Linked DNA regions of Homo sapiens: region 1 is linked to region 2. The links are chromatin loops, found by intact Hi-C in ENCODE. Cell type or tissue: HepG2. All regions are shown on one strand. Each heading gives the region's core, and the rest is flanking DNA. Links, peaks and the distances in the headings are about the cores only.

The links. Peaks named below come from ENCODE experiments on the same cell type or tissue, not always from the same donor. Only the 100,000 strongest peaks of a DNase experiment are listed, where the experiment ranks them.
Region 1: it touches region 2 in a loop (2.8-fold over the local background); 1 of 110 quality-filtered maps calls a loop at or near these places.

The regions. Positions count from the first base shown.
Region 1 is chr18:32,838,563-32,855,060 of GRCh38, reverse strand. The region is part of intron 1 of LOC105372058 (a long non-coding RNA gene); the gene reads right to left. Among named protein-coding and RNA genes, the nearest start is that of KLHL14, 74 kb to the right of the region's middle. In HepG2, for the core only: no CTCF peak of the experiment used is centred there; no DNase peak of the experiment used is centred there.
Region 2 is chr18:32,760,556-32,777,053 of GRCh38, reverse strand. It overlaps KLHL14 (kelch like family member 14), which reads left to right and starts at 4,031. Exons shown (of 9, transcript NM_020805.3): 1 at 4,031-4,387; 2 at 6,420-7,409. The coding sequence starts at 6,463. LOC105372055 (a long non-coding RNA gene) reads right to left here and starts at 6,378. Exons shown (of 2, transcript XR_935342.4): 1 at 4,767-6,378; 2 at 3,613-3,739. In HepG2, for the core only: a CTCF peak has its summit at 7,693; DNase peaks (open chromatin) are centred at 7,523 and 9,463; H3K4me3 peaks cover 4,887 bases.

The DNA of each region.
Region 1 (16,498 bases), core at 4,790-9,789, 79 kb before region 2:
GTAATACTGCTGGTTACATTATGTTATGCTATTTCAGATATATATCAGTTCTTGTTATGGTCCTCTCTATCGTTACTGAGTTTAGAAAATTGTTTTGGCTGCCCATTTCTTAGAGTATGCAAATCATAGATCTATGGCTTGAAAAGATTCATTTCATCATGGTCATCCTTTGGCGTATACAGGTCTTTTTTCCCTGGCTCCTATATGGTCTGAGAAAATAAAACTGCTCATCATGTATCGAGTGAAAAGGAAATAATCAGCTTGAAACAAAATTGACTCAATTTGTAATTTTTTTCTTTACCATAATTTTATATCATTTTGCAAGTTAAAGTTTACCTTATAATCTTTTATAGGCTTTTATAATAATATGAATGAATCATAATATGCTAGCAAGTTATAGTAAAATAACTAAAATAACTAAAGAGTTATGATGAAAACAAGCAGAAATTTGCCCTACCCTTTCCCAGTTCTCCTTTTTAAAGACCATCATTCCCTCTTTTAACTACTTCTCTTAACATTTATCTCTGATAATTTGCTTAGGCCACAATGTCTTTATCACTTTTGACTTTCTATATCTGCCACTTCTCCCCAATTCAATATAATTAAAACAAAAAAGAGTTAAATCAAAAATCAGTGTTCACATTACTGTGTACTATAGTATCAAGTAATTACTGTGATTAGATTTCCTTCCTTGTACAATTGCTGTTGATAGAGTTTATTTTTGCCGTTTTTTGTTATTTGAGTAGTTTTTTGGAAACGAATTCATAACTTTTCCAACTGCTCCTCTGAAGCCACCATACATTTAAAACTAGTACTTTTTTATTCAAATTTCCAAACATAGCTGGTACACTAGCAATTCTCTTTTCACCCTGATCCACCTTTTTTTCTGGAAATTTTCTTCCTAGAAACACTGGTTTCCCTTCTTCACTCTAAACTGGTGCTTCTTTAAGCCTGCTATCTAGACAGTATCTGAGATTTTCTTTTCCTAACTTCGTGAAATGTACATATTTTCCCAAAGAGCTATGTTTTCCTTTTCTTCATTTATTTCTTGGTTCTGCTGAAGCCTAACCTCTGGTAGTTTGCAAAAAAAAAGAAAGAAACAATGGAAGAGGCATCTGGAAATGATTTATTTCTTATTCAAAATCTTGATGGATGGTTTGATTGGGTAGAAAATTATGAGTTGAAAATTATGTTTATGTCAAGAAGTTGAAGTCTTACTATTTCTGGGGGCCTGCCATTCCCAATACTTTGCCAAATATGGTCATTTTATTTCTATCTATTGTGTTGAGCCCCTTGAATTTCAAACCTCATGTTCTCCAGGATGGAAAATGTATTTTTAAATTAATCTATTCATCTACCCTACTTTCTTCACTCTCTTTTCCTAGAACATGTATTGGTAGGATGTTAGACTTTTTTGATTGATTTTATATATGTAAATATTTGTATCTATATTTTCTCTTGTTTTTCCATCCTAGATCTTTTTATCCTACTTATGAAGATATTTTCACATTTTTATAATTTAGTTTTTAACTTTCTGGTTATATTTTAGCTTTTTTTAATGAATGCCTTACTATACCCCTTTTTTTAAATCTGAGGATATTGCTTTAAAAGCTTTCTTTTATTCTTTTGGAGTTTTTGTGTGGTTATTTGGTGGTAGTGGTGGTTGGTTGGTTAGTTGGCTAGTTGGTTGGTTAATTTTTAATGTTTCTTCTGTTCTCCGCATGATCTCTGTTTCTTTCAAGTTAATTTTTTTCTCTCTCTCCATCTTGTAGACTTCCATCAAAAACTGGATTGTTATTACTCTAATTTCTATTTATACTTAAGAATAATTTAGTAAAGTATGATTAAGTGTGATTGAATACTCTATGCCATTAGACAGGATTGTTCATTGATGAGCAATGTTCTTGAGTCCTGAGGCTTCCCCTTCTAGGTTATTCAGAGGATAGCTCCCAGTCCACCTGGCCAAGGGGAAAGTGGAGAAAGCTGACTTTACTGGGCTCTGACATTGTTAAGATACTTCTAATCATTCCTGATTTTCAGTGCGATACTTCCACCCTGCCCTGTCTTGGACTGCTAATCCCAAGTTCTGAGTCCCTTAGAAATTCTGAGGTGCCCATCAGCTCACTTTTTGTTACTTTCATCACTGCGAGATCTTAAACCTTAAGATCTTCCTCCGTGCTCGTGAGTCCACCAAGGGCCGTTTCCCAAAACATATTGAAATCCCTCATCCGCTTCTATCTGTTTTCATTTTATCTTTGCCCTTTTTAGTCTATTTTATCCCCTTTCTATCCGTTTCAGAGGTGGGCCAGAGCAAGAGGAAATAGCATGGTCACACCACCTTTTCTAACCTATACCTGTAGTTTTGATTTGCAAAATTTTCTAATTTTTTTTCTAACTTCCTCACTGACAAGTAACAAAACTGAGAATATATGTTGCTTTCATTTGGTTTTAAATTGAATAATGTCTAACATGGCAGTTATTCACAAACGTTTATTTGCAGACAGTGAACATAATGAAAGTATTGTATAATTATTTAATGATTACAGTGTAGGCTATTATAGACTGGCCAATTAACAAATTAGAGCAAAAATGTAACATCAGGGATGAATTTACCTTGTCTATATGAAGAAATCTGCCCTTCATTATATAGAAAAATAAAAGCTTTTTTGAGTGTTTTTAGTCAGTATTTTAGCTTCGTAAAGATAAATCTTCTTAGTCCTTAAAAGCTATATTAAAATAATTTAAATAAACATCCTCTTATGATAGGAGGCTGCTTTGAGCTTTCTGACTGAAAGACTCTGTATAGGCCAGCACTGGTCATCTCCAGATCATACAATGCTAACATAAGGTCCCCCATGGAACCCACATCCTGCTTTTGGTCAGCATAGCCTGTGCTCACTGAGGTTCAGAGAACTGAAGTGTCCATGCTGAGATCTCCTCCCAGATGTTTTTATTCTCTAACTGACCACAGATTTTTTTAAAACTAATATGGAAAATTACAGAGTGTTCTTTCTTAGTTGTGTGATTAAGCAGGATAAGCAACAACACTGACAAGTTGCCTTGATAAATTTCAGAAGCCAAATAATACTGTTGACTCTTGGGAATGAATTCACTGAAGGATGATACACTACTCTTAAGGAGTAGTCACTGGAGATTTCCCCAGTACTCCACAGACTTTGAACAAAAACTCTAGAAAAAATAAAAGGCAAGGGCAAAGGCAAAATAATGAAAAGAAATGTACAACCAGATTTTGGCTTGTTTTATTAACACCTTTATTGAGATATAATTTGCACAAAATAAAATTCATCCTGTGAAAGTGTAAAATTCATGGCTTTTTAATATACCCCTAGTGGTACAGCCATCATCACTCTTGATTTTAGGACATTTTCCTCAAAAGGAAAATGTCTGGCCCAGCATGGTGACTCATGCCTGTACTCCCAGCACTTTGGGAGGCCGAGGCATGTGGATCACCTGAGGTCAGGAGCTCAAGGCCAACCTGGCCAACATGGTGAAACTCTGTCTCTACTAAAAATACAAAAATTATCCAGGAGTGGTAGCAGGCACCTGTTGTCCCAGCTACTCAGGAGGATGAGGCAGGAGAGTAGCTCGAACCCAGGAGGTGGAGATTGCAGTGAGCCGAGGTGGAGATTGCAATGATCCAAGATGGTGCCACTGCACTGCAGCCTCGGTAACAGAGTGAGACTCTGTCTCAAAAAAAAAAAGAAAAGAAAAAAAAAGTTCTCTCAAAAAGAAATCCCACAGTTATTAGCAGTTGCTTCCCTTTTTTCCTTCCCCCGGCCTTTGGCAACCACTAATCTACCTATGTCTCTATGGATTTTGCCGATTCTGGGTCTCTCCTATAAATGAAACCATACAATATCTGGTCTCTTGTGACTTGTTTCTTTCACTTAGGAGAATGTTCTCTTCATGGATAAAGTATAGCACCAAGGAAATACTTTATCTTGTCTATATGAAGAAATCTCCTCTTCATTCTATAAGATAATAGAAGCTTTTTTATGAGGAAGTGCTTTTAGTCCATTTATTAGGCATATATATCCATGTTGTAGTATATATCACAAATTCACTCATTTCTGTTTTCAAATATTTCACTGTATGGCTGTACCACTTTTGTTTACTCATCAGTTGAAGGACATTTGGATTGCTTTAATTTTTTGGCTATCAGAAATAAGCTTTTATGAACATTTATATCCAGGTTTTTATGTGGAGATAAATTTCCATTTCTTTGGGGTTTATTCCTTAGAGTAAAAAGGCAGTTCATGAGGTTTAAACTTTTGAGAAAATTCCAAACTCTTTTCCAAAATGGCTGCACTACATCAGTATTATATGAGGGCTTCAAATTCTCACATTCTCACCAACACTTCTTATTGCCTATATGGTTTATGTTGTTGCTTTTTTTTTGCTTTAGCTATTCTAGTGGATGTGAGGCAACATCTCATGATTTTTATTTGCATTTTCCTAATGAATAGTGATGTTGAGCATCTTTTCATAAGCTTAATGGCCATTCATGTATCTCCTTTGAGAAAAGGTCTACATAAATATTTTGATAAGTAGGGTTTATTTCTGAACTCTCAATTCTATTTTGTTGATCTCTATTTCTATCCTTATAGTCTTGTTTACTGTAGCTTTGTAGTAAGTTTTGAAACTGGGAAGTGTTGAGTCCTCCAAGTTTTTTCATCTTTTTCAAAATTGATTGCACTCTTTTGGATCCCTTATATCTTCATACAAATCTTAAGATCCACTTTTCAAATTCTGCAAAAACAAAAAAGGCAGCTGAGATTGCACTGAATTTGTGGATCAATTTGGGTAGTATTGCTATCCTAACAATATTAAGTATTGCAATCCATGAACATGAGATATCTTTCCATTTATTCAAGTCTTCTTTTACTTCTTCCAACATTTTGCAGTTTTCAGTGTACAGGCCTTGCACTTCTGTTGAATTTATTTCTAAATTATTTTTATCACATATAATGTCATTTTAAATGAAATTGTTTTACTTTCAGATTGTTCATTGCTAATATATAAAAATATAATTGATTTATGTATCATGATCTTTTAACCTGCAACCTTACTGAACTTGTTTATTACTTCTTTCTTTTGGCATAGATTCCTTAGGATTTTCTACATAAGATCATATAATCGATCACAAAGGTAGTTTTACTTCTTTCCTTAAAATTTGGGTGGTTTTTAATTCTTTTTCTTGCCTAGTTGCTCTGGCTAGGATCTCTAGCACAATGTTGAAGTGAAGTGGTGAGGGTAGACATCTTTGTCTTGATCTTACAGGAAAAGTGTACTACAATTCACCAGTAAGTATGATATTACCTGTGGGTTTTTCTGAGATGCCTTTTATCAGGTTGAGGAAGCTTCCTACTATTGCTAGTCAGTTGAGTGTTTTTATTATGAAAGGGTGTTTGATATTTTCAAGTGCCTTTCCTGTATCTATTGAGATAATTACATGGATTTTGTTCTCTATTCTACTAATATGATGTATTACACTGATTGTTTTTCAGATGCTAAACCAGCTTTGCATTCCTGGGATAAATCCTACTTGGTCATAACACATAATCTTTTTTATATGTTGCTGACTACCAGTTTGATTTTAGTTGTGATCAAATATCCTGCACAGTATTTGAAATGTGATGACAATGTCAAATATTAAGTATAACAACAATAATAATATGTATGTCTGGCTCTTTGCTGGGTATTTTTACATGCATCAGCTTACTTGTTCCTCATGCCAGTCCAATTAGTTAGATTCTAATAGTATCCTAATTTTACAGATTACAAACCTGAGTCTCAGCAAAGTTATGTACCGTGCCCGTGGTCATAGAACTAGTGAGTGGAGGTGCTGGTATTCTAAGCCAAGAAGTCTGGCTCCATGACCTGAGCTCTTAACCACTACTTTCTGAGAGTATCTATCCAGATATGGATACTCTTGCCTGAAGTAAGAACTATAGCTTCTCTTTATATTTTTACTTCCCATCTGTCTGTTGTGCTTGGCCAATAGTACAAGGTTTTGACCACTAAAGATGAGTAAGCAGTGCTGACTCACAAGATTGTTTTTTGGACAGAGACAGAGATAGTTTCATTCAATTTAGATTCAGTTTGGCACATACATGCCATGATCCATAGGAATAAATACCTGAGAGATGACTGAAAATAGGTCCCCTATACAAACTGGATTTAACTAGAAAATGTACAATTTTTTTTCACTAAATTGAAGAATTATGATTTCCACCTCACTGTCTCTAATATTTATATGGTTATTTGTTCCGGATGTTTGGAAAGATTTCCCTAAGCTTATCTCACCAGATCTGTTTGTATCTCTCAGGTAATGAGAGAAAATAATAATAATCAAGGGTGAGGAGGTTGCAGAGGAAGAAAATTTTAACAAGAATATGCACAAAGGAAATAATAAATTGGAGTAGTAAAGCATTCTTTTTTATTCTTTTCCAAAATACTCTTTAATTTGACTATATTGTTTTACAGTTCAAAGGGGGAGAAATATTAAATATGAATAAATAAGTCTGGGAGGAAAAAACTGAGATTATAACTTTACATTCTAATATCATTTTGAGTTATTTTTTCTATCCTTTCTATTTTCTAATTTTCATTTTACAGTGCCCTTTAAATTTTCTATATTTAATAATTTCTTAGGATTATTTTCCAGAAATTTCAGCTGCCAAAGTGAAGAATGCTTTGAAAAGATCTATGCCAAAAATAGTGTTCTACAGAAAACTATCATTCAAATTAAATATGAGCTAAAATGAATTAAAACTCTTTATTTTTTCCGGGTAAACTCTCAATTCTTACCAGTAGCTATTAGATCATGTCTCAGAGTAATTAGGAATTCAGAATCCACAGTCCCCAAAAACACCTCAGACTCCTAATCTCAAATCCAGGGGCTAACCTTTTAAGTAACAGTTCATCAATTCTACACATGTTAATAAAATTTCAGAGGAGCTCTTGTCTTTATCACTAAGAAAAGTTGAAAGAAAAGAACCCAGCTCAACCATCCCTGCCCTAAATTCCTGTGCTTCCATGCTCTGCTCTCTCACAAGGCAACCCTGTGAGAAGTGGCAGCTCTGTGCTCTCCCCCACTGCCCGTCTGTAGCACTGCATGGCTTTGCATTGCTTAAGGATAAACAGGTTGGAGTTGCATATGGTTAGCATTTTTTGTTTGAGCTGGTGCAGGGAGAGGTTGTTTAGCATCTGCAGGTCTCACATGGTGTCACGGGCAGTAAAGGAATGACTGAAGTAGTTGCAGACAGCATGGAGTCTGCATTCCTCTCTTTGCCTAAGAAATCATGGATAATTAAATTAGCATGGATCGAATGCAAAGTATGAGACCAGAGGCATTAGAATACAAACCCCCATCTCAACATGGGATCACCATATTTACCTGTATTATATGAGGCGATAAAACACCAGAGGAGAAAAAGTAATAAAAACAAAACAGTAATAAAAACTTACATTTACATAATTTCTTTCTGTCCCAGGATTCCAAAGCATTTTAATGAAAATCATACAGGAAAATCTGTCACATGACATGTGACTTATAACTGCCAGAAGAGCTCACTAGTGATTACAGCGTGGCCAAAGGAACTGGAGACAAAAATGCACGTTAGGAAAGCTGGTGTTTAAAAAGAAGGGGAGTCCTGTTTTAGGTTTTCTCACTCACTCTGTTACCTTTATGACTATAAGTCAGAGTGATCAATTTCAAACCTACCCCCACTGTAATTTGAGAGTGGTGAGAAGCATTAAAAGGGCACAGATTTGCCAAATTGCATCAACCTGGAAGGATAAAATCCATGCTTACTTAGGAAATTGTCAAATGCACACTTTATTTCCTTTTAGTCTCTCTTCATTGGCACTTCTCGATGCAAGTTAAAGGACAAGGACTTCATCATATGCGTCCAGTCTTATTAGGTTTCCTAGGCATGTTTCCCACACACAAACTGAAATTCATACTGTGTTTATGAAATCAGGCCAGTTTTGTTATGACTTTGAAAGATTTGTAAGGAACAGATGCTAGCTCCAGCTGTTTTTATCAGTGATCTGCAGGCTGAGGTGGTCCTAAGGAGGTTGTGCTCTTTCTGAAAGTCATTAAATTGTGTTATACTAGCACTCACATATTGAGAATTTCCACGTAAAGTTAGATTCAAGAAATATATTCTGCTAGAAGCCAACAGGATTTTTTAAAAGATGAGACAGTCATACAATAGTCCCTACCACAGAACATGAGGACATCTGTGGCATATCTGACACCTTTTAACTCAACAAAATCCCTCGTATGTGTCAGGCAGATGCCAATTATTATACTAATAATAAGATTGATAGGAAGAATAATGAGTGCACACTCTAAAAAGACACTCTGTAATCTTTTTAAAAGTATTACCTAATTTAAGTCTCAGCAACACAGTGAGGTAGGTACACCTTTTAATCGCATTTAAGGATAGCAAAACCAAAGTTCTAAGTGTTTTGGGAATGGTTATGTGGATAGCAGATAACCAAAGTTGTCTGCTGATGTCACATAGCCATTTATAAAGTGTCATTGATTCTAAAATGAAGTCACAAGGAAACCATTCTATAGTCTTACTTTTCTCTTGTATTCTTATCTCCAGCTAATAAGTCCAAGAAACGAGAGAAGGTCAAGGCTCTATTCTGAGTTTCATTGAAAAACAAGTACAGAGGAGAATCTCAGGAAGGCAGAAATGAGAAAACAAATAGAAAATCAGCCCTATATCCTAACTATTGGTATCAAATCATTATTTTTTCTCAATTCATCTAACAAATATTATGTTTCCTTGTTATAGTGGAGACTACAACATAACTGTTTTAATGACATTTACATTATAAAAAGGAAGCATGGAGCTATGTCTATCAAAAGCTTTTTATGTTCTACTTGTTATGACTTCATGAGACAAAATATAATAGATGCTGTTATCTGTATGTGAATTTCCATAAGCCACATATTCATTCTGCGCACTCTGAGCCTCAGTTTCTCCTCTAAAATCCTTCCAGCCCAAAATTCAATGATTCTATAATTCTAAGTCACAGCAGATTTTGAGTTTGCTTTCTTTTATATTCATTATTATTTTTATGTCTTCCAGAATGTGAGATAGATTACATTAACCAAGATTTCTCAAATAGTTTTACACATATTGGACGTTCATTATAGCAACCTTGACTCCAGCAAACCTTCATGAATCAACCTGTTATAAAATAGAGCAGTCCAGTAAGGCAGATAAATACTATCATCTGCTAGAGCATCCCAAAACATTCTTCATAAATGATGTTTCGTGCAACATGATTAGAAAACACTGCCATCTTCCTTAAGGTTAAACCTGTAACGATTATGTAAATAAGAAATAAAAACCTCTGCATAGAATTGTATTCATATAACTTATGAAGCAGAAGTAAAAAGTCACAGAGAATAAAACATTTTCATAACAGCAAAGAATCATAGCTAATATTTCTCAAGCATTTGCTCTGTCCAACACTTTATAGGCATTACTTCATTTAAAGTAAATATGTTCATAATAATCAAGAATCATGGCTAAGATTTCCTAAGTATTACCTTATTTAATATTCACAATTACCGTATGAGGTAATGAAGTCAATAATTAATATTCTACTCAACATATTATTATTTAGGGTCATCATGCTTTATTTAAGTTGTGATTCTCAAATTTTCCCCCATCAATAGCAGATTATTTTCCCATCCAATGTCTAGTCTCTCTTCTTTTACTGCCTTCCAAATGTTCAAAACCCCACAAAGGCCTTAAAGGCCCAACCCTCCCTTATCCAAACCAAAGGCAACACATTGACCTCATTCCTGCCAAACGACCTAGAATATTTAATGTCATTATGGTATCTTTTGGAACTTGCTTACAACTTGCTTATCAGATTATTGATTCTCCTGTACTGTTCAAATGATTTATGTTTTTGATAAAACAATAACTGAAGTTCTTTACAAAGAAAAACAGCTTGCTTGTGTGTGTGTGTTTGTGTGTGCTTTTACATGTTCTCCACAAACAGACTGGAAACTCCTCCATACACTAACTTTCTTGTTGATTATTGGAATACACATTTATCCTATCTTTTGATTATCAAATGCTAGTGTAGGTCAGTGGTTATCTTTAAAACTGTGGTATAAATACTTCTGTATAGCAGCCCAATAACGTGATTCCCTCTCACTACTTAGCATAGTTCTAGCTACAGAGGTGATAATAAATATTTGAATGCAAAATGTAATTGACTTTAATTATATCATCTCAATTTCTATATCCAGTTGGTCTCCTGTTACTTTTTAAATGCAAATTCTAAGTCACTCCTCTCATCTTTTTAAAAATGCTTGTCTAAACTTCTTTGTGCCCTAATTTCCTTATACATAAACTGGTAGTTCTGATTGTGAACCAAAATAATAGTAGTGAAGAAAAATGAAATATTAATCATAAAGCATATACAATAGTGCTTGGCACATAGCAGATACCCAATAATTATTTACAATTATTATTTTCCTCTGGCCTCTTTCATTTGTTTTAAAATGACATGCTCATCTTTGCTCATTAAAATTAAGAGGTTGAGGGCCAGGCTTAGTGGTTCATGCCTGTAATCCCAGCACTTTGGGAGGCCAAAGTGGGCAGATCACTTGAGGCCAGAAGTTTGAGACCAGCCTGGTCAACATGGCAAAACCCCATCTCTACTAAATATACAAAAATTAGCTGGGCATGGAGGTGCACACCTGTGGTCCCAGTTACTCAGGAGGCTGAGGTGGGAGGATCACTTGAGCCTTGGAGGTGGAGGTTGCAATGAGTCAAGATTGCACCTCTGCACTCCAGCCTAGGCAACAGCATGAGACTCTGTCTTCAAAAATAAATAAATAAATAAATAAAATAAATTTAAGAGGTTGAGATGATACACTGAAACTATACATAGCCCCGATTACCATGTTATTCTTATCTTTTAAAAATAAGTAAATTGCACACTACTTTAATAACACACAATTTGTATCGTCGTTATCTAGCAGACATCAGAAAGTAATTAAACATGGTGACAGATTTTAAAGCAACACAATTCCTTCATGTACCATGTTTAATGAATTTCTATGAAACTGAGTTCCTACTACACTTCAGGCATTGAAGATATCATCATGACTAAGACCAATTCTTGCCAGAAAAGATGTTTAAGCGGGACGGACACGACACAGAAAGCATTCAAAATGGGTTTTCCCATGACACAGTTGTACCTCGTTTTCCTTTCCATACCACTCGGTTCCTCTGGGTGTCAGTGGCACCCTCCTCTTTTCCGGAGTGGTACCTTTGAAAGGTGGGGTCTTTCACACTCAGTTTGGATGGGACTCAGTGAAATCTGGGATATGGGAGATGATCCCAAAAGGAAAGCAACCCTCTACAGATGGGCAACATTCATGTGCTGAACCACTGACAGAGGAACAGGCAACAAATAGTGCTCGCCAGGCTTGCACCCTGCTTCCTTGTCACTTCTGTTCCAGAAGCTGACGACAATTCTACCCACATGATTGGGCAAGATGAGCCTCTATTCCTGACCTCCTCTAAGATCATGTCCCATCAGCATCAAAGTTTCCCCACCAGCCCAGAAGCATCTTGTGGGTAAGGGAAATGTAGTAGGGGAGATTCCTCTGCCTCTTTCTCTATGACCTTTCTAATCCGTTGTTTTGTTCTGAACTTGAGAGAGGTAGGAGGCAGCCAAATATGCCTGGGCAGATAGGGGTGTTTCCCCAGTGAAACCCCACCTCCAAGCTGAAGACAGTTTAAAGCCTGAAAGCCAAGCTACAAGTTAAATCTTCCAACTGAATTGAGAACTTGTCTTCCCGTTTGGTGCACTTTCCTCTGATTGAGCCCCACTCTTTACTTATTTCGCATGTACCTACCCTTTCCTAATTGCTTTCCTACACTGTTGTGCCCACCTTTGAGTGGCATCTTCGCTTTAACCTTTTTACATACTCACAAGCCAATCAGCATACACTCCCCATTCTGAGTCCATAAGAGGTCCTGGACCCAGCCACAGGTGGAATTTTCCCACCTCCAGGTAAGGGAACCACCCCCACATTCTCTCCACTGAAAGCTGTTTCATTGCTCAATAAAATTCTTCTCTGCCCTCCTCACCCTTCAAAGTCCAGCATATCCTCATTCTTCTTGGGTGTGGTACAAGAGCTCAGGACCACTGAACGCAGGTACAGGCTATAACACAGGCAAGCTGGGGCACACCAGCAAGGCTGAGTGGGGCCCAGGCTGGGCATTGCCAGCCAGAGGTCCCCAGCTTGCAACCTGACTGAGAAGAAAAATCCTACATCAAACTCTTTTAAATAATGCAAATCTATATTTTTTATAAGTAAAACACAAACATTCTAGAAGCTGTACTATAGCTTAAAATGTATATAAAGGTCAAAAATATGCTGATAATTGTGATATCAAAATAAAAAGCTCATTAAAGGAAAGATGACCTCACATGTTTTTGAACTGTTGAAACAAATGCAATCATTGATAGACTTTTTGCAAACTAGAAAAAATACTTATAACAAACACAACATTAAAGTTTTACTATCTTTAATACAGGAAATGTCCTCACGAATTAATTAGAAAGAAAGAACTCATACTCTAACAAATAAGTGAGTAAAGAACATGAAGAATCAATAAACATACATACATATACACACATATATAAAGACAGATCAGGAAAATTTGTAAGTGCACTTTTTTTCAGATATTACAATAAATGCTAGTAAAATCAATGAATTTTTACATAGCAAATTAACTTTAAAATTGGTAATATTTGGGGATGATAAAAATAGTAATGCAGAAACCATCAGCACCATTAGCGAGGCTAAATTTGTACAATTATGCTGGATGAAGTTTTGTAAAAATGTATCTATTTTTGTAATCTTAAAATTGTGTACAAGCTATATCCCAGTAATCCCTCTTCTACAAATTTACTCTGAGGAAATTATAGATGTGCCAAAGATTTATTTATCAAGGTTGTTTATCATAAGCTTGTTTAAGATACCCAAAAACATGGAAATAATCTCAAGCCTAACAACAGGGAATTACTTGGATAAACTGTATATATCCATATAAGAAAAAACTATAAAACCATTGCAAATGAGGCTGAAAAAGAATAGAAAGATAGAAATATATTCATGTTATATTGTGGGCATCGGTTACAAAACAGTTTGTACAGCATAATTTATTATTGTAGTATTTGACAATAAAAATATCCTTGAATATAAAGAAAATTATACACCACAGTGTTTATTTCTGGTGGCTGATACTGCAGTGATTCTTATTTTCTGTTTACTCCTTATCTAATTGTATAAATCTTCTACAATGAGCTCCAATTGTTGCCATAAAAGATTATTTTAAAATGTTAAAGTTAATGGCAAATAATTAGGTAATCAAGTAGTCAAGTAATAAATTTTGAAGCAACAGGAGAAAGTTGTCTTGAAAAATGTAAGAGTGGGATATTCAGAGCATATAAATCCTAATGTGGGAATGTGGGAAGCAATCATGTAGTGGAAAGAATGAAATCAAATAAAACAAGTGTACGGAAGAAGACAAGCTGAGATTCGACACTGATACAGAGGGAAAAAAGGCATCTGAAAAAGGTATCTGACCATTAGATAAGGTAAGTAGGTAAAGAAGCAAGCTTCTAGAGGGTTTGAGTATTCTAACTGAACATCTTATCACTCAAAATAATGATGTGTTTTCATTTGATGCAAATGTGATAATGGCCAAATTACTCTAAAATGCAAACATCTTAAAGGGTTGCTAGTAGAGCTCTGGAAGCAGTTAATTGATCTCCAGCATGACTGGGATTTTCAGGCTGGTGTTAAGTTTAACAATCTTGAAAGGTGTTTTGGAGTTCAAATGCAAAATAAGTCCCTCCCTTGGAGGGAATTCTGTGAATTAGTTGGAGACACAGGCATTTACAGCTCACAGGTTTCCTCATTTGCTGGTGGGTATCGTTATCTTTATAGTTCTATATATAAAATAGGCAAATGTCCCAGGTCATGCCTTCTCTCATGAAAAATTGGGCATTTGCTGGGGGGTGAGAGGAAGCCCAGAAAAGTTTGAGAATGGGCAGGAATACAGAAAATATAAATGAACACAAAAGGGCATCAGTTTAGATAACTAATGGATACCCATCCCCAAATATAAAGGAATTTTCCTCTTGGGGGAAAATTTTATTTCTGGTAACTACTCATGAACACATCTACAATTCCCCTATGATCCAGGAAAACCAATACAGAGAGATTTCCACCACACTGGTATGCATATTTCCTACCATATAAATGCATAAATTACTAAAATCAGTGATAAGATTTTGTGGACAGTAGGTTTTGTGGTTAATGAAACAAACTGGACAGTAGGTTTTGTGGTTAATGAAACCAACTGACCTTGAGAGGCAGGTAAATACTACTAAGTTCATTTTTCTTATGAGCAAAATTGAGACAACAATACCTGAGTTGCAGGGTTGTTTAGAAGATAGAAGTAAATTATATACATAAATGCTTAGTCCATAATAAACAGTGCTGTCATTAAGACATTGATTTTTTTTTTCCTTAGGACAAAGTTGACCAGGGCTTGTTGTAAATGCATAAGACAAGAAACATATGTAACTTGGGCTGAAATATAAAATAGAAATGTTTTAGTTGACAACTTTTTACCTGAAATGTCATAGACATTCAGGAGCAAAAGTTGAATGCTTGTATTTACAACAAAGTTTGAAATTAGTTCCAAATTTATCTATCAGGTGTGGGCAGTATTTTAACAATTATTTGATTATTTGAGCTACACTTGCATTTTCGATTGTAAATGCATTTGTACCATTTCTAGACAATTCTATGTAATTTAGCACAGTAAATGTGAGCAAGCATGCTTATGTTAATGTCAAATGACTGGTGAGATTGTTTTCCTACTCACCATAACTAAAATATTTCTATAGATTTTGATCCTAAACTAGTATTAAAAGTAATGACAAAGCCATGATTACTATTTCACCAACCTAATACAAAAATATGAAAATTATTAAGACTAGGTAAATTAATGTTTGAGAATTTTTCTTCTCTTCCTTTCCTTTCCTTCCCTTTTTTTCCTATCCCTTCTTTTGTGTTTATTTCTCTTTTCTTTTTCTTACTTCAGAGTAGGCTAAGTTTAGCCCTATTTATATAAGATATTTTAGAGAAAAACTTTCCAGATATAATAATTTTCTAAGTAAATATCTTATGCAAGCTTATTTTAGCTTGTCCTTATTGAAGGAAACTTTCTGAGTGATTGATCGCATCCTATAACATTACAGTATGGTGTCATAAATGACAATGATATCGTCAATCAGTCAGCAGTATGTTAATTTTAGTTTAAGAAAATTTGAATCAGATGCTTTAGATCTAGAAAAAGAGTTCAATCCCCCCATTCCCAAACTGTCCAAACCCTGCCACCACCACCACCTTTTGGAGTGGACAAGTTGTTTGGCTAAGGACGCAAAGTCAGTTGATAACAGAACCTGACTTAGAACCCAGGCATCTAACTCCAAGGTGGAAGGTGAAGTATAGGCATTTCTGAGAAAGGATCAGAAATACATTTTAATAATAAACTTTTAAACACAACATTGCAAAGCATACCATACTCATGATACTTCTTAACCAGATTGTTTTTCTTGTGATTTCAAAAGTTGTGAGTAGAATGGAGTTTTAGAGTAAGACGATGGGTGTTTGTTTGAATCTCTGCTCCACCACTTAATCTGACCACAACCCCTCAGCATGAACTTCCCCATCTATAAAATGTGGATAATGACAACTAACTCACAGGAGTGGTAAGAGAATAGTATAAGAGAAATCATGAAAGTAAAATCAATTTGTGAAATATAAAAAAAGTAAAAATGAAAGAGAGTGGTATTATCATTTTTACCCAGCTTGCAAAAATCCTGGCCCCTGTATTATGAGTAAAGTTGATTTCCAGTTCTCTTGGCCTATTCCAGCAATATAGCTCTTACATTTAAAATATTGAGGATTTTTCCAGTGGGATTTTTGCTATGCAATAAGGAAATATAAGTAATTATCTAAAACAAGGCCATCTAATTATATTAGGGGGTTCTGATAACAGCATAAACCATGAAAGTGGAACTTAAGTGCTTTATTATCAGAATCATAAAACAGAAATACAGCCTGTTATTGCATTATTACAAATTCTTTATTTTTATAATACAGAGTGCTTCCCAAATTATTGTTTTTATACTCAATATATTCCTGTTAATTTTTCATATAGATATTAAAATTATTTCATAATATAATGCCATTTTACTAATGGATTTTTTGGTAAATATACTACAGTAAATAGTATAAAAAACATGACAGAGTGGAGGTCTTTGCTATAGTCATTAATTTTCCCATGTTATACACCAATTAGCCATGTATCATATCTGTAAAAATATACATAGGGCC
Region 2 (16,498 bases), core at 5,550-10,549:
ATATTATAATGTAGTGTGTATACCAGGAAGGGTGGAGACATGGAGGTATTTTTGCAATCTGCCATAGTCTTCCATAGGATTAGCAAGAGGATTAAGAAAATAAAACATCTGAAGGATTTGGAACAGTGTCCACCATGCAGTAATAAACTCAATAAGTAGTAGCCATTATTATTCTGTTAGAGGTTGCCAGGAAAAGTTTTATAGTGGAAAGAAATCTGAGTTTACTCTTGAGAGGTAAGTGGAATTTCTATTTGTAGAGAATGAAGGCCTCTCAAAAAGACACAGCCTAACAATAGGTGCTGCAGTTTAACAGTGGAGCGTGTCCAGAACAGGCTGCCCAGAGGAGCTAGAGCTAAATACTGGGAACCCGGAATGTGAGCCACAGAGTTGGGCTTGACAGCAGAGCAATAGCAAACCATTGGCTTTTGCCTAAATGTTAGCCAATAGCACCATTTCTTATTGTTATTTCAGATTTTGTGTTCTTTAATAAGCTTCTCAGTGCTGATGGTTCTGTGATATCTTTGACCCATCTACTCAAGATTTAAAAAAAAAAAAAAAACTAGAAATCTTGAGTTGTGCCTGGGTTTTGCCACTCCCTAACTTTGAAGGAGCTATGTGATCCCTCTTTACTCAATTTTATTCCATGTGTAAAATGGAATAATTTCTTCCCTTATACATCCATTCCACAATGACAGTAATCTTAAAGGTCAGATCACATTGAAATAGTGTTTACTATCCAAAAGACACAGGGGAGACCAGGCTCTGATGTTTATGCAATTTGGTGATAACTCATAAATCCTAAGCAGAAAAGTCAAGAATAAGGAAAATAAAGATTCAGTGTGGCTGCCCCTATATGTTAAGCAGCAAAACATTTCTAGAACTGCTCTAAAGATAATCTTCAGTTCCTCCAGTCCAGTGAGATGATCCTGAGCAACTGGAACCACTGATAGGCCTGGATCTCTGCCACCTTGAAGGCTGACCAGACCACTAGAAACTAATGGCAGCTCTAGTAGACTGCTCAGTGGCCATAGTTTCAGAATCTTTCCATTGTACATGGTTTAAATGCAAATTCACTAATGAATAATTTTGATAATTCTATCGAAGTATGAAGATGGCTTGCATTAGATGACTACACAATCATATTTAATTTTTTTTTAAAAAAGACAATTCTGGCTCCTCTTATGCCACGTGAAATCCATCCTGCTGAGTGCTCCTGACTAGTCACGTCCTTCCTGCCATTTTAAAAACAATAGTGGCAGAGATGCAAGCTGCTGATAGCGCTCAGCAGGACAGATCAAACACACAGATGCAATTTCTGTATGTTGAACACTGAAGTAGGATAAAATTCAAATACTTAAAATCGCTTAGTAGCTAGCATCTGATTGCTGCAAATTGAATCTTTCATAACGAGATTTATTGTAAATAGTGTCGTCTCATTTGTGAGTTCTGCAATAATTTCAGTCAAAGCCAGTATAAGATACTGGAGGTGTGAGATTTACATGACATATATGCTAGTTTATGCACAGATTATGAAGGGACCCTTTATCAATATTCTTTTTTAATTGCTTATACAATAACCAGAATTGTATTTTTTTCTGAAATTTAAACATTATCAGATAACTTTAGAATGCAGAAGAAAATGTTTTTATCCACTTCAACAGCCATTTTAGAATTGCCAGCTCCCAATCCCACTCTCTTCCCTTTCCACCCTAGTTGTTAAATAAGCATTAAAATTATAGGTAGCTAAAATTTTTGAAATGTGGCTTTTATATTGTTTGGAAGCAATAAAGAGCCTGGTAATCATAATTAGTGGTCAATATATCCTATCCATAAAAAAATAGAAATTTGAAACTAAGTTATTTTGAGGCCTACAAACATACTTTAATTCTTTCAAGATAAAACAGGAAGGTGGCCATAATTTAAGTGATCAATACTATTATTGCCTTTGGGCTTAGTTCCAAATACTTCATGAGAAGTTCATAAAAGATCAACATCAAAATCATAATATAAAAATTGCACTTTACATGTATGAGAGTTTTGTGACACTCCACATACTTGATAGCTTTAATTGCTAGTGACACAGAACTCCAAAAATGTTCTATCTTAGAGTCACATGATCTTCCTGTTCAACACCCAAATAAGGGAAATTTAAACAAAAATCAAAACAATAATAGGGCCAGGAGAATTGTATAATCTGTTGTCTTTCTCTCCTCTGCCCTAAACAACAACAACAGCAAAATTCTTTTCTATGATTTAATCATGTATTGGGGCATTTCCACTATAAACATAAATATGAGAATGCAGCATCTCAACAGGATCTGAATAAAGAAGTCTTACTCTCAGATAATCTAGAACCTTGACAAAAAAAGTGGGGGGGCTTTGTGAGGGTTAAATGCTTCAGTTTGATCCTTCTTAATTCATTTAAGTGTGACTATCCCATGTGCACGTTAATGTTATCATTGTAAATGGGGAATCCCTATTTCTGAACCTCAGAATTTTTAATTTTCCTCCCTTTCCTAAGCAGGTGTCTTTCCATCTCTCACAAATCAAAGAGGATGATGGGGGGTCTGAATAGATGTCTTGCAATGGTGCCCTGATACGTATTTTAATAAGTTTACTAATCAGAGCACATATAAATTAGAATGAATCATAGTCATATAGTTAATAGCAAACAAAGCTCAATTTAGTTCATGTCCAGCTTTCTTCGTGTTCATTTTACTCAAGGGCATACCTTCCTTTTTCTGCTTCTTTTTTTTCTTTCTTTCTTGGACACCTCCAACCCCCATTGACAACCGAAATGCAGGGCTATAAACATAAGGGTGCAATACATCATGAGATAAGTCTGGAGAACATGTCCTCTACCAAAATGCACATGAATCTCTGGTACAGCTAAAATTCCAGAAACATGCTGGGGTTCCTTTTGCATGCTAAGCAGGGTCAAAAATGTGAGCACTATGTGGTTGCCCTTATATATCAGATGAGCTCTAAAGTTGAAAGGTTACATTTGTGAAATTGCGGCTGGGTTTCCTAGCACTTGATTCTAGCTCCTGCAAATCAAAGACTCCTAATTGAAATACAAATCCAACAATATGATAATCTTTCAGTAAAAAAAAAAAAAAAAAAAAAACGTGACTTCTGCACCCTTATCTGTTGAAGAGCTGACAGAGAAGTTCAGAGGCAGTTGTTTAACCAGACAAAATGATAGAGAAAATATGTTTTCAAATAAGATCATAAACCTTGAACAGTGCCTTGTGGGAAGCAAATGTAAAGCAAAGGGCTGTCCTCTATTCTGTCTACCAGCTCTACTCCCCCACCCCGGTGTGTATCCTCAGCCACTCACCTTTTAGGCAAGGGCTAGTGTCTTTCAGGACAGACCCAAACCCCAAATACCAAAACAGAATAAAGTAGTGTCTTAGCATACTTTGAGATCAGACTGTTTCTGCATTTCACAGTGCTGGGGGTGGGGGGGAGGTGTGGGGGGAAGGGAAAAGCAGCATACCAATGTAGTGAAATCTGGAAACAACAGCATATATACAGACACAAAAAAAGTTTGCATATTGCACAGAGCACTTGAAGATCATAAATCTATGCATGAGAAAGATGTAGTGGAAATTTTGGGGGGGATTAGAGTTTATTTTTGTCATCTCTGTGAGACAGCTACTCATTCATCCAGATCACAGCTAAGAAAAAAGCTGGTCACAGAAATTAGCAGTTTCAGCTCAGCAGCGAAGTCGCCAGCCTGTGAAGGCAGAGAGAAATTGACTAATTAGCAATGCGCACTAAAACTTGACGGTTCTTTATAGAGAGAGAGAAGAGAGAGGGAGAGAGAGGGAGAGGGAGGGAGGGGGGGCTCGCTTTTTCCCCTTCTTTCTTCCAAAGATGTTTGAAATCGCAGTCATTTACGCTCGACAATTTTTACAATAGCCTTGAGCCATAATTTTGCGAGTCTCTCCAGCATCCATCCCCCTGTATGGTCTCTCTCTACTGGCCAAGCACGACCGTTTCTCTCCCCAACCGTGGATTTCCTATTACTCTCGTTACGACTCACTGAGCCCCAGGCCCAAGGATAATGATGTGTTGTTTCTTGGTAGCATAATTTGTCACACGTACATTTTTTCTTCTTCTTCTCTTGCAGAAAGCTCTGCTCCCTCTCTCTCTCCCTCTCTCTTTCTCTCTTTTCTCCCTCTCCTACATTTTCTTGCTGTTGCTAATTCATGGTGATCAAATGATGTACGACAAAATAAATTGTAAAGAGTGACTGCCTGGAGTTGGGAACCAGAAGGTGTTTTCCCCCTCCCAAGGAGACAGCAAACCTTTAAAAAGGAAGGACAATTGATTTTTGGGGGGAGCTTAAGTGAGCCTTGACTTTGCAGCTGGTTGAGAACAGGTAAGTTTCTGGCCTTGTGTCTGCCTTGTGTGTATTTTGTTCTGTCTTTTGGATTGTTGGAGGGGGAAGGGCCGGGGAGGGAGTCTTTCAGAGGGGTTGGCGGGGGGGTAGTTGTATGGCAAACGCTCATAAAGAAAAAACTCCTATTGCAAGAAATAAGCAGATGAGGAGGAAAGGCAAGGGAGAAGAACAAGAAGGAAGGGGAATAGGAAAAGATGGGGCGGGGGGAGACAACGAAGCGGAGAGAGCTAGAGAGAGGTATGACCGGGTCCTCTTAAAGGGAGAGAGACTCTGTAAGATGTTTCAGGCAAGCCAGAGCTTTGGGGGCGGGCGTGGGGGTGCTGCCGGCGGAGGGAGCGCGAGGGAGGGTAGGGTCCACCTGGAACGGGATGGTAAAGTGAGTCGAAAGGAGCCCAGTCCGGTATAAATAGGAAGCCGGCGATCCAGGACCGGCGCCAGGCAGGGCAGAGTGAGCCGCAGTGGAAGGGGCAGGTCCGCCGGGATCCCTCCGAGCCGGGCGGCGGCGGCGGCTCTCCCCCGGGCGGGCGGGCCGGCGGGCCGGCGGGCCGGCGCGCGGGCGGGATGCAAGCAGAGGGTCCCTTTCTGCTCAGCCCTGGAAGGTGCAATTACAGGTTAAGGACCTGGCGTATCGATTTCGCCTCGCCTCCCCCACCCTGCCCTCCTCTGCCTAGATGCGGGCGGCTCAGACTTTTTACAGAAGTAGTTCCAGGGCCGGGGAAGTGGGGGTGCCCGAGTGGGGGGCCGCTGGGGGCTCTACCGAGGGGGTCAGAAGGGAGCTGCGGCTGCAGGCGACGATGCTGGGTGGGGCGCAGAGACCCCGCACCCCACTGCTCCCCCGCCCCCCCGCTCGTTCGACAGCCCCCACCCCTCCCCCAACACCTGCCTTCTAACTTGAACTTCTCATAGTTACTGGAGTTAAAGCGACTGCGCCTGGTGCCCGGGAGGGGAAACCGTGCACACGAATCCCTCCCGGCCTCCAGGCCTCCCGGCTCCCTCTCCAAACGCGTCCTCGCAGCCCCACTTCCTCCCCCTGAGTCCTCGGTGCCGCCCCTCGCTGGAAGGGGAGATTGATGCCTGAACTTCCGCGCTTTGAAATGAGCGAGACGGGGGAGAGGGGGCCACCGGGTGGGGGTGGCGGTGGTGGAAGGATTCTCCTGCCAGGTTTAAAGCCATCTCTGGAAAATTAGCCAAACTGAGTGGTGACGGGGAAGCCAACAGTTTGCGAAGCGGGGAAGCGGGCAGGGCCAGGTTGAGGGAAATGAGCTCGAATTGATAAGGACAGCTCCCGCCTCTGCCGATTCCACTGAGCGGGTCCTCACCGCGCTCCGCTGCACTTTCCCGGGAGAAGAAAGGGCTTTATCTCCTCCCTCAGACTATTAGCCTAGGAGTTTCTCGGGGCAGCATGGATAATCGAAGGGGGTCCCAGCTTTTGGAGAGCTAAGATTCGCACACCCCGCACGCTGGTCGGGCCCCTGTTCCTACCCCCTCCCCCAAACTGGGCCAACTGCGAAAAGCAAAGCTTCGGGCACAAGTTGACCTGGAACCTTCGCCGTCGGTCGCCTCTGAGCTTTCAGGGCACCCCCGGCTCCCCACTTCCCGGCCTTTCCCTTCATCTGGCCCGGCATGGACACGAGCCCACGAGGTGCCTCGGCCTCAGCCGCCACTTTGCCGTCGCTGCTGCCACTGCTGTTGCTGCCAACAGCCGAGCTGAGGTGGTTGGTTTTAGGAAAGTGAGGGACGAAGTGTGTGGGAGGTGGCGAGAGGAGCCGCAGGGCGCAGAACCGGCGCCGGGACCCCAGACAGGGCCCTTCTGGTGGCGCTCACGGATCCAGCGTCTTCGGACTTTCCTCCTAGGGTCGGGGTCCGGAGCGCGCCAGGAGGGAGTCAAGCTGAGCCTTGATTCTTGTTCTTCGCCCTCCCCTCCCCTCCACACCCTTCCCCACCCCGACCACACCCCACCCGCTCCACCACCCTGCTCCCCTCCCTCCCATCCCCCACCCCTGTCTGCCAGGTTGGAGGAGGGTTTAAAGCCAGGTGCACCGAGTCAGCTCGCCATGTCCAGATCCGGGGACAGGACCTCCACCTTCGACCCCAGCCACAGCGACAACCTGCTGCACGGCCTCAACCTGCTGTGGAGGAAGCAGCTGTTTTGCGACGTGACCCTGACGGCCCAGGGCCAGCAGTTCCATTGCCACAAGGCCGTGCTGGCCTCCTGCTCGCAGTACTTCCGATCGCTCTTCTCCAGCCACCCCCCTCTCGGGGGAGGGGTCGGCGGCCAGGACGGCCTGGGGGCCCCCAAGGACCAGCAGCAGCCGCCGCAGCAGCAGCCGTCACAGCAGCAGCAGCCGCCGCCGCAGGAGGAGCCCGGGACTCCTTCTTCCTCCCCCGACGACAAGCTGCTGACCAGCCCCCGGGCCATCAACAACCTGGTGCTGCAGGGCTGCTCGTCCATCGGGCTGCGCCTGGTGCTCGAGTACCTCTACACGGCCAACGTGACCCTGTCCCTGGACACGGTGGAGGAGGTGCTGTCGGTCAGCAAGATCCTGCACATCCCCCAGGTCACCAAGCTCTGCGTGCAGTTCCTCAACGACCAGATCTCGGTGCAGAACTACAAGCAGGTGTGCAAGATCGCCGCGCTGCACGGCCTGGAGGAGACCAAGAAGCTGGCCAACAAGTACCTGGTGGAGGATGTGCTGCTGCTCAACTTCGAGGAGATGCGCGCCCTGCTGGACTCGCTGCCGCCCCCCGTGGAGTCGGAGCTGGCGCTCTTCCAGATGTCCGTGCTGTGGCTGGAGCACGACCGCGAGACCCGCATGCAGTATGCGCCTGACCTCATGAAGCGCCTCCGCTTCGCCCTCATCCCGGCCCCGGAGCTGGTGGAGCGGGTCCAGTCAGTGGATTTCATGCGAACCGACCCGGTCTGCCAGAAGCTGCTGCTGGACGCCATGAACTACCACCTGATGCCCTTCAGGCAGCACTGCAGGCAGAGCCTGGCCAGCAGGTAGGAGACAACAAAGAGGAGGGCGGGGGAGGGGGGGGTAGAGCCAGAGAGGCCGGAGGGAGGGGAGGGGGCAGGGAGGAGGGAAGAGATGGGTGGCCTGGGCGGGTGGCTCTGGCAGGATGAAAACAAACGCAAACAATTCAGAGTGTGTGAGGAAAGTTGATTTCAGAGTCCCTGAAAGGTCAATAGGGAACTGGCCTAGCAGCATCCCTGAGCGCTCCAAAGCCGAGGTTCTAGATATCCCCAGAGCCGTAAACATGGGAATTGTGGACTCAGACTGAAATTGACAGGCAGATGGGGCCAAAGGCCAGGACAGTTAGAAGTGTAGCTTTGGAAGTCTCTCTAAGCCAGCTCTCCCTACAAATCTTAAGATGGGCTTGCTCAAGAAAAAGGATCCTGTGGTGAGGAATGCCCACCCCACCCCTCCTCAGTTCTGCCTTGGGTGAGCAGAAGAGCCCAGGCGATGCTTGCAAAGGAAGGCTTTCATGGTCTTGCCGTCACACACTCAAGTTGTTTCTTCATGACTGGGATCTGCTCCCTGTCGATGTCAGAACTCCAAAATGCTTTGTCTATTAGGGTCACTATTGGAAATGCTGGTATCATGTGCCCAGGCAAACTTTTCTATGTTGTGGAAAGCCTTTCCTTTTCACTTTTAAAGGAGAGTAAAGCAAGAGATTTCAGGGTGATGGGGTGAATCTTGCCTAGCAACTCCCATTTCTGAGAAGAGTGCACTTGAAAATTGGGATGGAGGAGTGGAGAGGCTTCTAGCTCCAGTTGGTCTGTGTGCCTGCTCACCAGTGACAAAGAAGTTGGAGAGTTGCTGCTGCCTCTGTTGTTGCTAGTTAGAAATGTGGCTGTGTGTGTTGCAAGTAGGATTTCAGGGGAGAGAGAAATGATGCCTTTTAAAAATGCTGCTGAGATAAAAAGGCTGTAGGAATTGACAATCGTGTTTTATTGGCTCCAATTTTAAAACCATTTTTAATGAGCCCTAGCAAAGGGTTTCTTTCTCTTTTTAGAAAAGAGAAACAGTATCCTCTCAGTTTCTCATGATAAAACATCATGATTCCAGATGCCAGGCTACTCCAGCCTAACCACCAAAGTGTTACAAAGTGTAGCAAAGTACATGGTTTGAAAATCTAGCAGGGCATTTTCCCAGTCAGAATGATGTCTAAAGAATGGGGCCCACCTTGTGCAGCCTTATAGAATTAAATGGTGTGTGTGTGTGTGTGTGTGTGTGTGTGTGTGTGTGTGTGTCATTATGTTTCCACCAGACCTAGGTAACTAAAGTTTAAAGAAATGGAAGATACTCTCTACACTTTTTTAGGCAGCTCTTGTGTTAAGGAGAGGCCAACAGGAGGCATGAGAAATCTTGAACTTGTAACAAAACCCTGTAAGTTCATTTTTCTAACATCTGTGGGAGATGAGTTAACGAATCGTGTTGTCAAAAGATGATAATAGGACAATAGAAGAAACAAGAATCCAAATCCCCGTGTGCTTTTAACAGTGAGCACAAGAGGCCAATGAGGAAAAAAACATGAAACGTATTTTTATTTTATTGGAATTTTTCGTTTGTCTAAAGATCCAAATGGCAAACTCAGTGTGATGGGCGATGGGCCTTGGTGATTAATATTCTGTGATTTAAATTTTTGTCACTTTTAAATGACCTACAAGTATACTTCATTTAGCATATATCACACATAGTCAATAATTCAGACAACACAGTTATAGTTCTGAACATACATTTACTCATACTTTTAAAAATATGTATAACACGGTATAAATTCAGAAACCCAGAGGAATAATAAAATTAAGATTTAACTTATTCTAAGAGTAATTTTGGCAGAGGAGCTTTATAAATTTGATCCAGTAAATTTCTGAAGCCCTCAATGCACTTTTATCTAACAGGTATGTCCTAAGGTTCAATGTTAGAAGAGTTGACTTTCAAAATGCAAAATCCATTTCCCACTTTAGTCAAGATTCAGCACACCAGCTAGTGCCTGCTGGCTCTGTCCTGGTGGATGGCTGAGATACCAGGCTGCCTGGCTCCGTGACGACACCCTCCAGCTTCACTGGGCCACATCATTTGAAGGATATGTAGTGGTGTCTGACCACTGAATGCTTACAAGTGTCATGGATGCTGCAAGAATCTGATACTTCTGCAGTAGGAAGAAAACTGTATTTTCTTTTAAAAGAGAAAGATATAGAAAAGCAAATAGTTCATGCGAACCTATCATTGACCTCAAAGTAATATAATTTAGGTTTTATTCCTTTATTAGTAAAGGTAGCATTTTGAATTTTACAGACTAATTACATTATTTTAATTGTAATTCATAGGAAGAATGCCAAAATAACCATGAAGTTCCTAACTTTAAAGTAGACAGAAATGCTGTAAGTTGCAACCAACAATATTAAATCAGCCCATTTATTATAGCATCAGTGTAATATAAAAATGTTCCCTTAGCCTTATGTGTCATTTAACGGGGATAAATGTGTTAACCAATTGTTTTTGAGATTACATCACTTTCATTGAAGACAATTGAATAGAAGGACCTTGTATTTATTACTTTTTATCCACCTGTAGTTTTTAAACTCTAAATATAAAAGAGTTTCTTAAATTCAGAGAAGGAGATGAAAATGTAAAATTGACCAGTCTTTTGGAATAAGTACAAAGTATAAGCAAATAGAATAACTTCAAAAGAGAATTTACTTGTTTAAGAGTATATTATCTATAGAAAGTAGAGATATTAATATAATCATAATTTAAGCATTTTAAAGATTATTAATTTTGAGTTTTCATTAAGCCTAGAAAAGTAAAGGAACCCAAGTATGAAATCTTTATACAAATACTCAAATTAATATAAAATGTTCCCTCTTGTTGCTTGGTTTTTCTAAGTATACCAGTTGCACTTAAATTCATATTCCATTTTACCAAACTTAACATAAGGACAATAAGTAAAATAAGAAACTTGTCACTCTGTATTCAAATACACACATAAGTAATTTAAGATGACAGGATTGACAAAGGATATAAAGTTTCAGTTAGACGGGAAGAATAAGTTTTAGTGATCTATTGCACCAGCAACGTGACCACAGTTAGTAAAAAAGTATTACATATTTCAAAATTGCCAAAATAGTAGATTTGAAACATTCTCAACACAAAGAAATGATAAAGAGGTGAGGTGATGGATAGATTAAATCAGCTTGATTTAATCTTTCTACAAGTCAATATTAACATCATCTAAAGCATGAAAATTTAGTTTCATAAAGCGACATGATATGCAGTGTTTAGTATATTAAATGTAAATAACAGAAGACATAGTCTAAATTTAGCTTAAGTAACCCAAATAGTTTCTTTTTATTTACAGTTTGAAATTTTAATGTATAATTTAGCAATTATCCCAAATAAATCAAATTGGATTAGATATTAATTAACTGGATAAAATTAACTAATGTTTTACATTTTCATTGCACCTCACACAATATAACGAATAAATGCTTATTAAAAGTTGAATGAATTAAGATTATGAAAAAAGAAAGGCTCAATGTTGTACTTCATCAATACATTAATCTACATTACTATTGCACATAACAAAAGTTTACTGAACCTTCTCCAAGAAAACACCTGTAATAGAAATACATTCATGAAAGTAATCATATTTTTTAAACATTTAACAACTAGCTATTACGTCCCATGTAGGGTTCCATATCGAAGTGTAGTTTTAAAGAAATTATATTTTATAAACAACAGGAGACTACCTAAGATTTCATTTACTACAAAACATAGTCTATTTATAGATTTCTCATAAATTAATGTAAAAATCTATTTAAACATCAAGGGTACTAATTATCTATCTGCTAAAATGACTTGCAATAATTAAAATGCCATTACATTTCCTAATATACAGTTTTGATTCCTGGTTTTGGTGCTTAGAAAGTGTTTCATTAAATGTAGGACAATATTTTCTGTTGGTTCTCTTTCTAAGAACTGAGTAATAACCTTAACAAAGCAAACTAAACTTGTATCCATGCATTCTCTAAATTGTTACTTCCCTTTATATCAATTTGATACCCTCAGATTAAAAATTGTTAGGTAGTTAAATTTTGTATCAGAAATTATTCAACCATTCAGAATACAATTTGTTTATTATCTGAAACAGGACCATTGATTACAAAATTACATCAACCGATATGGGAGTCAAATAGTTACATCCTACAATCAGAAGGCAATTAAAAAGGATACTAATGCCTTGTATTGAAATAGAGGACTTACTGTTAAAAGTGGACATTTTCCAGTTTTAATTCATGCTTGTATTTTTACCATTTTTATGAACATGAGGTTCACTCATTACCTTAGCTAATTCTAAGCATCCCAATTTTCTTAACTTAAAAAACAGTAAAAAATGTGTTACCTTATTTACAACTGCTACTGCGTAACAGGTGATGTTGACGCACTTCACATACATTACTTAATTGAATTCTCATAACAGCCCAAGGTATGGGTACTATCATTAGCCTCATATAGATAAAAAACTGATGCACAGAGCAGTTAAGCATTGCTCCATGATTGCACAGCTGAACCCAGGCAGTGTGGCAAGTCTGTGTTGTCATTCACAGTGTGCTGTTTTTTACTATCACTCCCCAAATGCTAGCCAGGCTGAAATCTACTAATTGACTGAAGAGTTATATGTAGACTTAAGACTTTTCTTTTAAAAAGAAACTTGTGAGGGTTAAATAGTAATGTATCTGACTTAAAAAAAAAATTAGGAGAGTTGTTTTTCCAGGCCAGGGGTCAGCAATTTTTTTCTATAAAAAGCAACACAGTGTTTATTTTTGGCTTTGGGGTCACAAGGTCTCTGTTGCAACTACACTACTCTTCACCTGTAGTGCAAAAACGCAACTGACAGTACATAAATGAATGGGCATTGCTGTGTTACAGTAAAACTGCATTTGTGGGCACTGAAATTTCCTGTAATTTTCACATCATGAAATATTATTCTTTTAATTTTTTCAACCACTTACAAACATAAAAGACACTCTTAGTTTTCAGGCTATACAAAAATATAAAAATAGAACATGGACTGGATTTATACTGTGAGCCACGGTTTGCCAACCCATGTACTAGGCTAGGCACTTGGGATATATCAGTGAAGAAAATGGACAAAAACAATTTGCCCTTATTCTAGTGGAAAAAATCCCCATTAGTCTTCATCCTTCCATTTGGAAAGAACTCAAGTCTAAATAATTCTACCGTGCTAAGTTAGAAGTTAATTTATCCAGAATATGACTTAAGGATTTGAATAGTGATCCTCGGAAGCTAAATAGTGATTAATTAAAACAATGGATGAGTTTCTCATTTTTTCAAGCATACTGGATATAAAACCTCCTAATGTAGAATGGTCATCATTATTCAGAAGAGGCTTAAATATTGTTTATATGATATTTTAATCATTTCGAGTAGGAAATCAAAATAGGCGAGTATATTTAACACACTATTTTTCTGAGGTTAACGGGCACATATTCAGCAAACTAATCTAGGCAAACTAATCTAAACTAAATGAACATGTGAACAATTATTTTTCTAAGTGTCAATCTGTATCTCCAGCTGCTTTGATCAAAGGGCATGTCAGGATTCCTGACTTATGAGTGGATCAACTGGATTGAGTATAGATCCTGCCTGCCTTCTGCAAAGTGAACAACCTCTGGAGAAATACTTACCCCATTGTAGGTTTGTCTTATGTGTCTGTCTCAGACCCCAATAGACGGTGACTTCTCTGAATATGTGTAACCAAAGCACTTAACTCAGTGCCTGACCTTGATCCAAAAATGTGAGTTCGTTGTAAATTGCTATTGGTCTTAAATATAATTGAGATAGACACTTAAGGTTGGTGCAGTATAGTGTGAATCAAAAAAGCTAATGTGCAATAAAAATATAGGTAATTTTAAAGATGATTACACACACGCAAACATACACACAACCTGTTGTTGGCCAATAATAATAGTAGCTATCACTGTCTGAGCAACTACCACAAGCTTGACTTATCACTTACAGTGTTTCTAATCTTTACAGCACCCTTTAAGCCTTTTTAAAGATGAGAAAACTGGGACTCAGAGAAGATAAGTAATTTACCCAATTATCTGAATAGTGTTGAGTCAGAGGTCCTTATCACCAGGGAAATAACCCTGCCATTATGAGTATATATTGGAGATGTGGCATTTACAAAAGACAAACTCTTATCTACACCTTCCACTTCTGTTTTATCACACCACAAAAGTCATTAAAAGTTCCTGCCATCTAACTCTTCTTCAGGCCACTCAACCAATGAAGAACGAGGGGAAGACATTAGAAAGCCAGAATTCTATCCTTCTGGTCTACAGCACTTAATTATTAGTTCTGAATTAAGGGGCTAAATAATAAGTTGCTGAGATTTGGCACTATAATATTGACTTACTAAAAATAGAATGAGCCAATGCACTTTAAATAAAGAAAAGAAAGAAAAATAAGAAATTTCTGTTTAACTATGAAAAAAAAAAAAAAACCTTGAAGCTTGAATTTGAACCAAAAGTTGGTTTCCCTGGATTTCTGTGCACTGAAGTACTAAAGGGGTGTCAGATTTGTTTTTGTGACAGTAAAACACTATTCATGTTGGGGATACTTTCAGGTGATTAAATAACCAGGTAGAAGTTGGAATTATAAAAATACCTGTATATTTTAATAACAAAATAAGACCTCTCTAACTGAAAATTTATTCTGTTTATATTTTGTTTCAAGAAAATCAATTTAACAATTGTTAGATCATAAATGTTTGTCTTCTCTCATTCACTTAGAATTCAGAAAACATGTTCATTTTCCATGTCCTTTCCATTGATTTCCAAGATAATTCACAATACAGGCATTACTAATGATGATTTCTTTAAATTAAAACAAAAAAACACTATTTTGATATGGGTAGGAGGATCACTTAACCAGAGAAAGGCTATCTGTTGTAGTACAGATGATACAATGAGTGTGTTCATTTTACTGTAAATAGCAGAGAGGTTTATCTCTTCACAAATAATATTAATGCAAATAGGATTAGAACTATTTGCAACACTAGAAGTAAAGCAGAAAGGTATTATGGAATGCCTACCGTAAAAAGAGAAAATAAATTATAGGGTAATGAGAAAAAGAAGAAAAAACAAGAAGTAAGAAAAATGCAAGGAAATAAGGGGTATCAAACAAGTTATTAAGAATGTGAACTATCTGAAAAAGGAAGAAAAAGAAGATGGGCAAGAAATTTCTAAAGACTGGAAATTAGGTGTTCAACATTTACAAATCAAGATAAGAACAAATCAAGAAACACTTAAATCATGGCATACCCAACCTTATATAATTTAGAGTTATAGACAGAATTTCATTAAAAAGAAAAAAAAAGTCAGTCCTCAAAAGAAAGAAAATATTTTCACAAGAAAAAAATGTCAATCATGGTACCTTACCGCCTATAATACCATTCGGTTCAATAACTATGTATATGTAATCTGAGTTAATAAGATTTTTTGTTGTTTTTTTTTTAAATCCATTGTTGTGCTAGGTAATGCAGTAGTTTCAGAAGTCTCGGAGTTCAAAGGGGACAACCCATTCTGTGAATATAAGGAGATAAACATATAACTGCATTCATTGCAAAATCATCTTAATTCCCATGTAATTTGACCTGGCAAAAGACCTGAGAAGCAAGGAGAACTTCAGGACCTCTGACAGCTTTCTAAATGCAGGCCCATGACTGTGTCACACTGATAGTGGAAACTTGGAGTGATGCATTGCAATTTACTACTAATCAGAAGTTGTGCTATGGAATAACCCCCACATTTGTATTGAACGTATATGGTACATCAAGCTCTGAGCTAAGTTCTGAGATACAGAGTTGAACAAGACAGCCACATTTCTGACTGCATGCAATTTACAGTAAAAAGAGAAAGAGTAAATAGTAACACAAAATAATCACACTGGCAATACATAACCTACAAGAGAAAAGTGGCATGGGCTGGGACACCCTATAACAGACAGCTGTAACCTTATCCGAGTGACTGGAGAAGACTTTCTCTGCAACAAAGGTATAAGATGAGCCTTGAAAGATGAGCCATTCTAAGTAATAGGCCTGGGGAGAAGGCAAAATATGCAATTGGAGAGGCAAAGCTGAGAGAAGACCACCTGCAAAACTCCTGGGCAGAAAAGAGCTTGGCACCTTCCAGGAACTTAAAAAAAAAAAAAAAAAAAGGATGTGTGGCTACATTTGTGGCAAGAGGGGTTGTCCAAATCATACAGGAAGTTGTAGGCCCTGCTAAGGATTATTTACTGCATAGATACATTTTAAAATGGAAAAATCAGCATGTTTTTCAGTTGAACTGAAAAAAGAAGTAATACTATTGTGGAAACACTGCTGCCTTTGAAATCATAAACCTAAATGAGTGGCCTGGCTCCACGTTAGCCGAGTCCTGCAGCAGTAAAATGGGTTAATAATTATAGTTCTAAATACTTAGCAGCATTTGTAGAAAGATCAGCTGAGATTGTAGAAAAACTAAACATAAAATGCTGTTTTAAGTTTGTATATTATTAATTTTAAAAGACATATTTAGCAAAATTTACCTGAATGCACTTTTGCCTATCAAAAAATCACTAGGACATATTCATGATATCACTGATAGCACAGAAATAGTCAGAGACTGTTAACACCAGAGGAATGAAGTTGGAGGGAACCAAAGGTGAAACCAAGGGCATCAGAAGGAAGTGGGAACATTAGAATTTTCGACAGCTCTCAGCAATTTATATTTCATTCTTCAAAAGGAAAATGATGGCCGGTTGAGTTATAAATGTCTTTCATTTTTTCCTTTCATAGAAGAGAGTTCCTCTTCTTTTTAATCTCATAAACTTAAGCTTAGAGGCTTTCTTTTCTGCTGCTCCCAAAGCCTTTCACATGCATATGTCTGGCTTCTTTGCTCCCAGAGCGCCTGTGAGGGGTTGGTAAATTGCACCTGCGCGGGGACTCTGAACTTCCTCAGAGCTCAGCTGGGCCACCGTATGGAGACTGGCTCACTGGAGGCTGCAGAGAAGTGAA